Linked DNA regions of Homo sapiens: region 1 is linked to region 2. A link is an interaction called in ENCODE POLR2A ChIA-PET data of the cell type or tissue named here. Cell type or tissue: HepG2. All regions are shown on one strand. Region 1 has its middle 8.1 kb from the start of LINC01883. Region 2 overlaps ATL2 (atlastin GTPase 2).

What was found. ChIA-PET counts read pairs that join two places held together with the same protein. Peaks named below come from ENCODE experiments on the same cell type or tissue, not always from the same donor. Only the 100,000 strongest peaks of a DNase experiment are listed, where the experiment ranks them.
Region 1: POLR2A ChIA-PET joins it to region 2 with 8 read pairs; 8 of 35 experiments call an interaction of 5 or more read pairs at or near these places.

Annotation. Positions count from the first base shown.
Region 1 is chr2:38,421,175-38,425,174 of GRCh38, forward strand. No RefSeq gene overlaps it. Among named protein-coding and RNA genes, the nearest start is that of LINC01883, 8.1 kb to the right of the region's middle. In HepG2, no CTCF peak of the experiment used is centred here; no DNase peak of the experiment used is centred here; H3K27me3 peaks cover 1,133 bases.
Region 2 is chr2:38,369,271-38,373,270 of GRCh38, forward strand. The region is part of intron 1 of ATL2 (atlastin GTPase 2); the gene reads right to left. Among named protein-coding and RNA genes, the nearest start is that of ATL2, 6.0 kb to the right of the region's middle. In HepG2, no CTCF peak of the experiment used is centred here; a DNase peak (open chromatin) is centred at 1,541.

The DNA of each region.
Region 1 (4,000 bases), 52 kb after region 2:
CACTATGCATGAAACTGCTCTGATGTAAACTGTAAAGTAACAAATGTAAATGTAAGACAGTGGTAACTGTGGAATAAATACCAAAGAGGGCGAAGAGGAAAGCTCTTCAGAATTGGAAGTTCAGTCTCACAATGCACGTAGAGCCTTCCCTACTGTATTAGTCGGTTCTCACACTGCTATGAAGAAATACCGGAGACTAGGTAATTTATAAAGGAAAATATTTCAATTGACTCACAGTTCTGCATGGCTGGCGAGGCCTCAGAAAAACTTACAATCATGCAGAAGGCACCTCTTCACAGGGCGGCAGGAGAATGAGTGCCCAGTGAAGCGGGGAAGCCCCTTATAAAACCATCAGCTCTTGTGAGAACTAACTCACTATCACAAGAACACAATGGGGAAAACTGCCCCCATGATTCATTTATCTCCACCTGGTTTCGCTCACACACGTGGTGATTATGGAACTACAATTCAAGATGAGATTGGTTGGGAACACAACCAAACCATATCACCTACCGTTGAGGGGGAGGTGAAAAGAGTCCCATGCCCAGTGTTCCTGGCAAGAATGAATCTGTGTCTATAGGAGTGTGCACCTGTAGTCTCCCTATCACAAGCAACTGCACGTGGCCCATCTGTATTACTGTTCTCTGCAGTGACCTCTGGTTCCAATTACCTTTCCAGCTCCCTGTCCTTCCATGAACCCTGGTAGCACTGGCTGGGGCCCTGTTTGTTCTAGTCTCTTCCCCAGGACAGATGGATACTTGAATAAACATGTTGGATACAAATAGCGCACCCAAACTCTCCTTAGAAATCTCATTTTGTGCCCTGCATGTTCAGCCCAGATAGAATCTCCACAGACCAGACCAGCTGGATCAGACTCAGCTCTACCCTAGCTTAGTGGTTTGGACCACAGGTCCTCCTGTGGAGGAGGGGTCTCCAGCCACTTTCCCCAGCTCTCTCCCCTCCACTCTAAGTCAACATTGGTTCCAATTACCTCCCTCCTCCTCATTAGGAGCCCACAGTACTGATAATGACCATTTTAAATATCTTTTTCTAAAAATATCACCAAAAACAAGAAAGGCACAAGATAGAAGGCTCAAAGAAAATACGAAACATGTAGCTTTAAATTTTTCATCCTTCAAAGGAAGGACCAAAGATAATTAAAATATTAGTGAAGGAAGTACAGGTAGATAAAAATAGGTATTTACATATATGCTGCCCCTTTGGGGGGGACTTTCAATTTTAAAAACTTAGCTGATAAAAACGATAAAGCTGGCCGGGCGCGGTGGCTCACGCCTGTAATCCCAGCACTTTGGGAGGCCGAGGCAGGCGGATCACGAGGTCAGGAGATCGAGACCATCCTGACTAACACGGTGAAACCGTGTCTCTACTAAAAAAAAAATACAAAAAATTAGCCGGGCGTGGTGGCGGGCACCTGTAGTCCCAGCTACTCGGGAGGCTGAGGCAGGAGAATGGCGTGAACCCAGGAGGCGAACCTTGCAGTGAGCCGACATCACACCACTGCACTCTAGCCTGGGCAACAGAGCGAGACTTCATCTCAAAAGAAAAAAAAAACAAACGATAAAGCTTGCAAAACCCAGGATGCCTGTGAAATAAACATACCTTGTATGTGCTGCACAAATTGTCAATGATTTTTTTTTTTTTTTTTTGAGATGGAGTCTGGCTCTTGTCGCCCAGGCTGGAGTGCAGTGACCTGATCTCAGCTCACTGCAACCTCTGCCTCCCGGGTTCAAGCAATTCTCCTGCCTCAGCCTCCTGAGTAGCTGGGATGACAAGCGCCTGCCACCACGCCCAGCTAATTTCTGTACTTTTAGTAGAGATGGGGTTTCGCCATGTTGGCCAGGCTGCTCTCGAAATCCTGACCTCAGGTGATCTGCCCACCTTGGCCTCCCAAAGTGCTGGGATTACAGGTGTGAGCCACCACACCTGGCTATTGATGATTTTATAGTGTATAAATATTGTTGATGTACTGGGTGTGATGGTTAATTTTCTGTCAACCTGACTGGGTCACAGAGTACCCAGATATTGGTCAAACATTATTTTGGATGTGAGAGTGTTTTTGGATAAGATTAACATTTAACTTGATAGACTGAGTGATATGGTTTGGATCTGTGTCCCTACCCAAATCTCGTGTTGAATTGTAATCCCCAGTGTTAGAGGTGGGGCCTGGTGGGGAGTGATTGCATCAATGGGCAGATATTCACCTTTGGTGCTGTTCTCATGATAGAGTTCTCAGGAAATCTGGTTGTTTAAAAGTATGTGGCATCTCCTCCCTCTCTCTTGCTCCTGCTCTGGCCAGGTAAGATGTGCCTGCTTTCCCTTCACCTTCCACCATGATTTTAAGTTTCCTGAGGCCTCCCTAGAAGCTGCTATGCCTCCTGTACAGCCTGCAGAATGGTGAGCCAATTAAACCTCTTTTCTTTATAAATTACCCAGTCTTGGGTATTTCTTTATAGCAGTGCAAGAATGGACTAATACATTGAGTAAAGCAGATTCTCCTGTCTGATGTTCAATAAGTTGAAAGACTGAAGAAAACAAAAGTTTGACCCTCCCCTAAGTAAGAGAGAATTCCTCCTGCCTGACTGCCTTTGAACTGGGACATTCGTTTTTCCTGCCTTCAGACTCAAACTGAAACGTCAGTTCTTCTTGGGTCTCAAGCCTACTGGCCTTCAGACTGGAACTACACTATCAGCTCTTCTGGTTCTTAGGCCTTTCCACTTTAACTGGAACTACATCACCGACTCTCCTGGGTCTCTAGTTTGCTGAATCACCCTGCAGATCTTGAGACTTGCCAGCCTCTAAAACTGAGTGAGCCACTTTCTTTACACACACACAAACACACACACACACACACATCCTACTGGTTCTGTTCCTCTGGAGAACCCTGACTACCACACTGGATCATCCTCAAATAAAACAGGTATTAAGCTGTTGGACCAGAGTAAGATTTGTTTTCTCCTGCAGTCAGAACTCAACCTACTGACCTCTAAAATTCATCATTCTTGTAGCACCAACGATGACTACAGCCCAAAACTTAGACTATCCAAGCATCTGGAACTGAGATTCATAGTTTGTTTAGTGGGAAGTCCCGACTTCTTTTATCTTGACTATTGTGTTAGTCCATTCTCACATTGGTATAAAGAACTACGTGAGACTGGGTAATTTATGAAGAAAAGAGGTTTAATCGACTCACAGTTCTGCATAGCTGGGGAAGCCTCAGGAAACTTACAATCATGGCAGAAGGTGAAGAGGAGAAGCAAGGCATGTCTTCTCATGGCTGGAAAGCAGAAAGGGAGAGAGAGCCAATTGGGAGGGGCTATGCACTTTTAAACAATAAGACCTAAACACCCAGATCTCACGAAAACTCACTATCACGAGAGCAGGAAGGGGCAAATCCACCCCCACAATCCAATCATCTCCTACCAGGTCTCTTCCCCAACATTGCAAATTACATTTCATCAAGATTCGGGTGAGGACACAGAGCCAAACCATACAAACTATTAAGAAATATGATTAACCATTTAAGTCAAGTCTGGCAAATAAAACAGGTCATCGAGTGGGTAACATGTTTTGGGACCCAAAATCCTACAGTCTGTATAGTGAAAGGATGTAGGGCCTCTGACTAAAATGGCCATCAGGGGTTTTGCTAGAGCTGGCTGGTTATAAACGTGGAGAGCAGAAGGTATATCCTGTCAGAGAGCAAGAGTGACCAGTGAGAGAAGAGGAGGAGGGAACTTCATGTGGGCCAAAAGCTGGAATTGCCACAGTTACTCTCCTACTTAAAATTCTTCTTTGGTTTCCCCTTGTCAATGGGGAAACTTCAATTTCCACTGCCCATTAACGTGACACACAGGGTTTGGCTCAGCCCTATCTCTCTCATTTTTAAATGTTTAAATTTTTTTTTTTTTTTTTTGAGACAAGGTCTCACTCTGTCATCCAGGCTGCAGTGCAGTGGTGCAATCATGGCTGGCTCACTGCAACC
Region 2 (4,000 bases):
GAAACCCCCATCTCTACTAAAAATACAAAATTAGCTGGGCGTGGTGGCACATGCCTGTAATCCCAGCTACTTGGGAGGCAGAGGCACGAGAATCAGTTGAACTCAGAAGGTAGAGTGAGCCGAGACTGCTCTACTGCACTCCAGCCTGGGCGACAGAGTAAGACTCTGTCTCAAAGAAAAAATAAATAAATTTTTTTAGTAGAGACGGGGTTTCACTATGTTGGTCAGGCTGGTCTCGAACTCCTGACTTTGTCATCCACCCGCCTTAGCCTCCCAAAGTGCTGGGATTACAGTCGTGAGCCACCATGCTCGGCCAATTTTTTTTTTTTAATTAGCCAGGCATGGTGGCACACACCTGTAAGTCCCAGCTACTCAGGAGACTAAGGCAGGAGGTTCACTTGAGCCCAGAAGGTGGAGGCTGCATATTTGAGACCCTATCTCAAAAATAAGTACATAAATAAAAAATAAAAATTAAAGTGCTGATAAAAAGAAAACAGCAATTTATGAAGATGCTATTAATAGCCATCTTGAAAAAATTCTAAGAACAGGGGTGTTTTCCCGTCAAAACTCCTCTCGGATTTGTCATTAAAAAAAATCAAAGCCGGGCGCGGTGGCTCACGCCAGTAATCCCAGCACTTTGGGAAGCCGAGGCAGGTGGATCACGAGGTCAGGAGATTGAGACCATCCTGGCTAACACGGTGAAACCCCGTCTCTACTAAAAAAAATACAAAAAATTAGCCGGGCGAGGTGGCGGGCGCCTGTAGTCCCAGGTACTCGGGAGGCTCAGGCAGAAGAATGGCGTGAACCCCGGGGGGCGGAGCCTGCAGTGAGCCGAGATCCCGCCACTGCACTCCAACCTGGGCGACAGCGAGACTCCGTCAAAAAAAAAAAAAAAAAAAAAGAAAGAAAATCAAGACCGGGCGGTCGCTCACACCTGTAATCCCAGCACTTTGGGGGCCGAGGTGGGTGGATCACCTGAGGTCAGGAGTTTGAAACCAGCCTGGTCTGTCTCTACTAAAAATACAAAAATTAGCCGGGCACGGTGGCGGGCACCTGTAATCTCAGCTGCTCGGGAGGCTAAGGCAAGAGAATCACTTGAACCTGGGAGGCGGAGGTTACAGTGAGCCAAGATCGCGCCACTGCGCTCCAGCCTGGGAGACAGAGTGAGACTCTGTCCCAAAAAAAAAAAAAAAAAAAAAAAAAAAAAAAAAATCAACCCAGCCAGCACAGTGGCTCATGCCTGTAATCCCAGCACTTTGGGAGCCCAAGGCGGGCGGATCACTTGTGGTCAGAAGTTTGAGACCAGCCTGACCAACGTGGTAAGACCCGTCTCTACTAAAAAATACAAAAATTAGGCGTGGTAGCGGGTGCCTGTAGTCCCAGCTACTTGGGAGGCTGGGGCAGAAGAATCTCTTGAACCCAGAGGTGGAGGTTGCAGTGAGCCAAGACTGTGCCACTGCACTCCAGCCTGAGTGACAGAGCAAGACTCGATCTCAAAACGAAACAAAACAAAACAAAACAAAAAAATCAACCCCTGGCCCAGCAGGGTAGTGCAAGCCTGTAGACCTAGCTACATAGTAAGCTGAAATGGCGGGGGTGGGGGGTGCACCCCAGAAGTTCAAGGTTGCAGCGAGCTATGATTGAGCCACTGCACTCCAGCCTGTGCAACAAGGCTAGCCCCTATCTCGGGGGGGAAAAAAATAAGGAAAAAAATACAAAAAGATAAAAAAGATTAGGAAATGGCAAAAATCAACTCCCCCATTCTGATAAAGGTGAAATTAAACCAACTTTTGGCATCCCACAAATTCATTCACTGAAATTTTTAAAAAGCTCTCCATTTACCATGCCAACTTTCCTCCTTTGAGGAGTTTCTTTATAGAAGGCTTTCAAATTTCTAAATGGCATTTATAGGGTTTATCTCTTTAATTAAAAAAAAAAAAAAGAAAGAAAGAAATGGCTGGGTGTGGTGGCTGATGCCTGTAATCCCAACACTTGGGAGGCAGAGATGGAAGGATCACTTGAGTCCAGAAGTTTGAGACTAACCTGGACAACACAGGGAGACCACATCTCCACAAAAAATTTTAAAAACTAGCCAGGTGTGGTAGCACACTCCTGTAGTCTTAGTTACTGAAGAGGCTGATTCAGGAAGATTACTTGAGCCAGGGAGGTCAAAACCGCGGTGATCACGCCACTGCACTCCAGCCTTGGCAACAGGGCAAGACCTCGTTTCAAAAAACATAGAAACAAAACAAAATTTTTAAAAAAATTACTGTAAGTTTGCTAGGGTAGATATTAACCACTGGGAAGGAAAAAAAAAAATGTTACAGAAAAACATTACAGACCCAGGCAGGGTGCGGTGGCTCATGTCTGTAATCTCAGCACTTTGGGAGGCCAAGGTGGGTGGATCACCTGAGGTCAGGAGTTCGAGACCAGCCTGGCCAACATGGTGAAACCCTGTCTCTATTAAAAATACAAAAATTAGCTGGACGTGGTGGCACGCGTCTGTAGTCCCAGATACTCAGGGGCTGAGGCACAAGAATCGCTTGAACCCACGAGGTGGAGATTGCAGTGAGCCAAGATCACGCCACTGTACTCCAGCCTGGGTGACAGAGGGAGGCTCTGTCTCAAAATAAATAAATACATAAAAATAAAACATCATAGACCTAGTATTAAAATCCAAGCCTCCATTCTAAATCCATTTCAAAAATCATAGGAAGTTTGCAGAACTCAAGTTAAAATGTTAAAGATGGATGTAGTTCTAATCACTGTCCATGACTCTATTCTAAAGGATTAAATGAAGGGAAAAATAAGGTTTTTATGAGATTCACTGTTAGTATGGTTTCATGTTAATTGTTTTTTTTTTTTTTTTTGGCAATCCTGTGCATAACAGACCCAAGTTAGATTTTGCAGATTTACTGTTTGAAAAGCCAATGCACTATACAGTCAAGTCAGCCCTCCATATCTATGGGTTCTACATCCATGAATTCAACCAACCAGGAATAGAAAAATTATTTAACTGCATCTGTACTGAACATGTACAATTTTTTCTTGTCATTATTCCCCAAGCATACAGTATAACAATGATTTACATTGTATTAGGTATTATAGTGTAGAGATTCAAGTGTACGGGAGGATGCACATAGGTTATATGCAAATACTATACCATGTTCCAGGGACTGGAACATCCTTGAATTCTGTCATCAGAGGGAGGTTCTGGAACTAATTTCCCATGGATACCAAGGGACAACTGTACTTGGAAACTGCCATAACCTTAAACTATGAAATTAACTCATATGAAATCCTGCAATTGAAATAAACAATTCCAGAAGAACTACTTTGCCACAGGATTGTCTAAAATGCACATTTATTAAAATGAAGATAGCTAAGAAGCATGAATGATCACATCTTATGTTAATAACTGAACAAACACCTTCCAAGTTGCCTATTTTGAAAATTACTTTTTAGTTCAAAGTCTCATCTTAAATAACCACCCATTATGGTAATAACCACCTCCGACAGAATATTTGGCAGTGGGTTAAGCACTTTTAACACATTTGATACTTACAATAACCCTATCATGAACATATTATCAGCATTTTACAGCTAAAATTTAAAACTTGCCTACCACCCTTGCCCAAACTAAATCTCTGTCCACAGGAAAAAATTATAACTTTTTATTGCAAATATACACATTATATATAATAGCATAATAACACAAGTAGTCACACTGGTACATTCTTACATATATGTTACTGTGCCTTAAGACAGTTTTACAAACTTTAAAGTACTACAAAACACTTGCACCCTATCATCTGTTTCCCACGACAGCCTTGTTACGGATTATCACTACCTTATATGAGGGCTCCAGGCTCTGAGAGCTTAAGTGAAATCACTCATTTGATTCCTCATTCTTTTCCCACTACATTATCCTCCCTATGATTAAAGAAGCATTGCCGCCACAATCAGAGCATCTTTGCAATAAAAGATAAAATGTTACTAG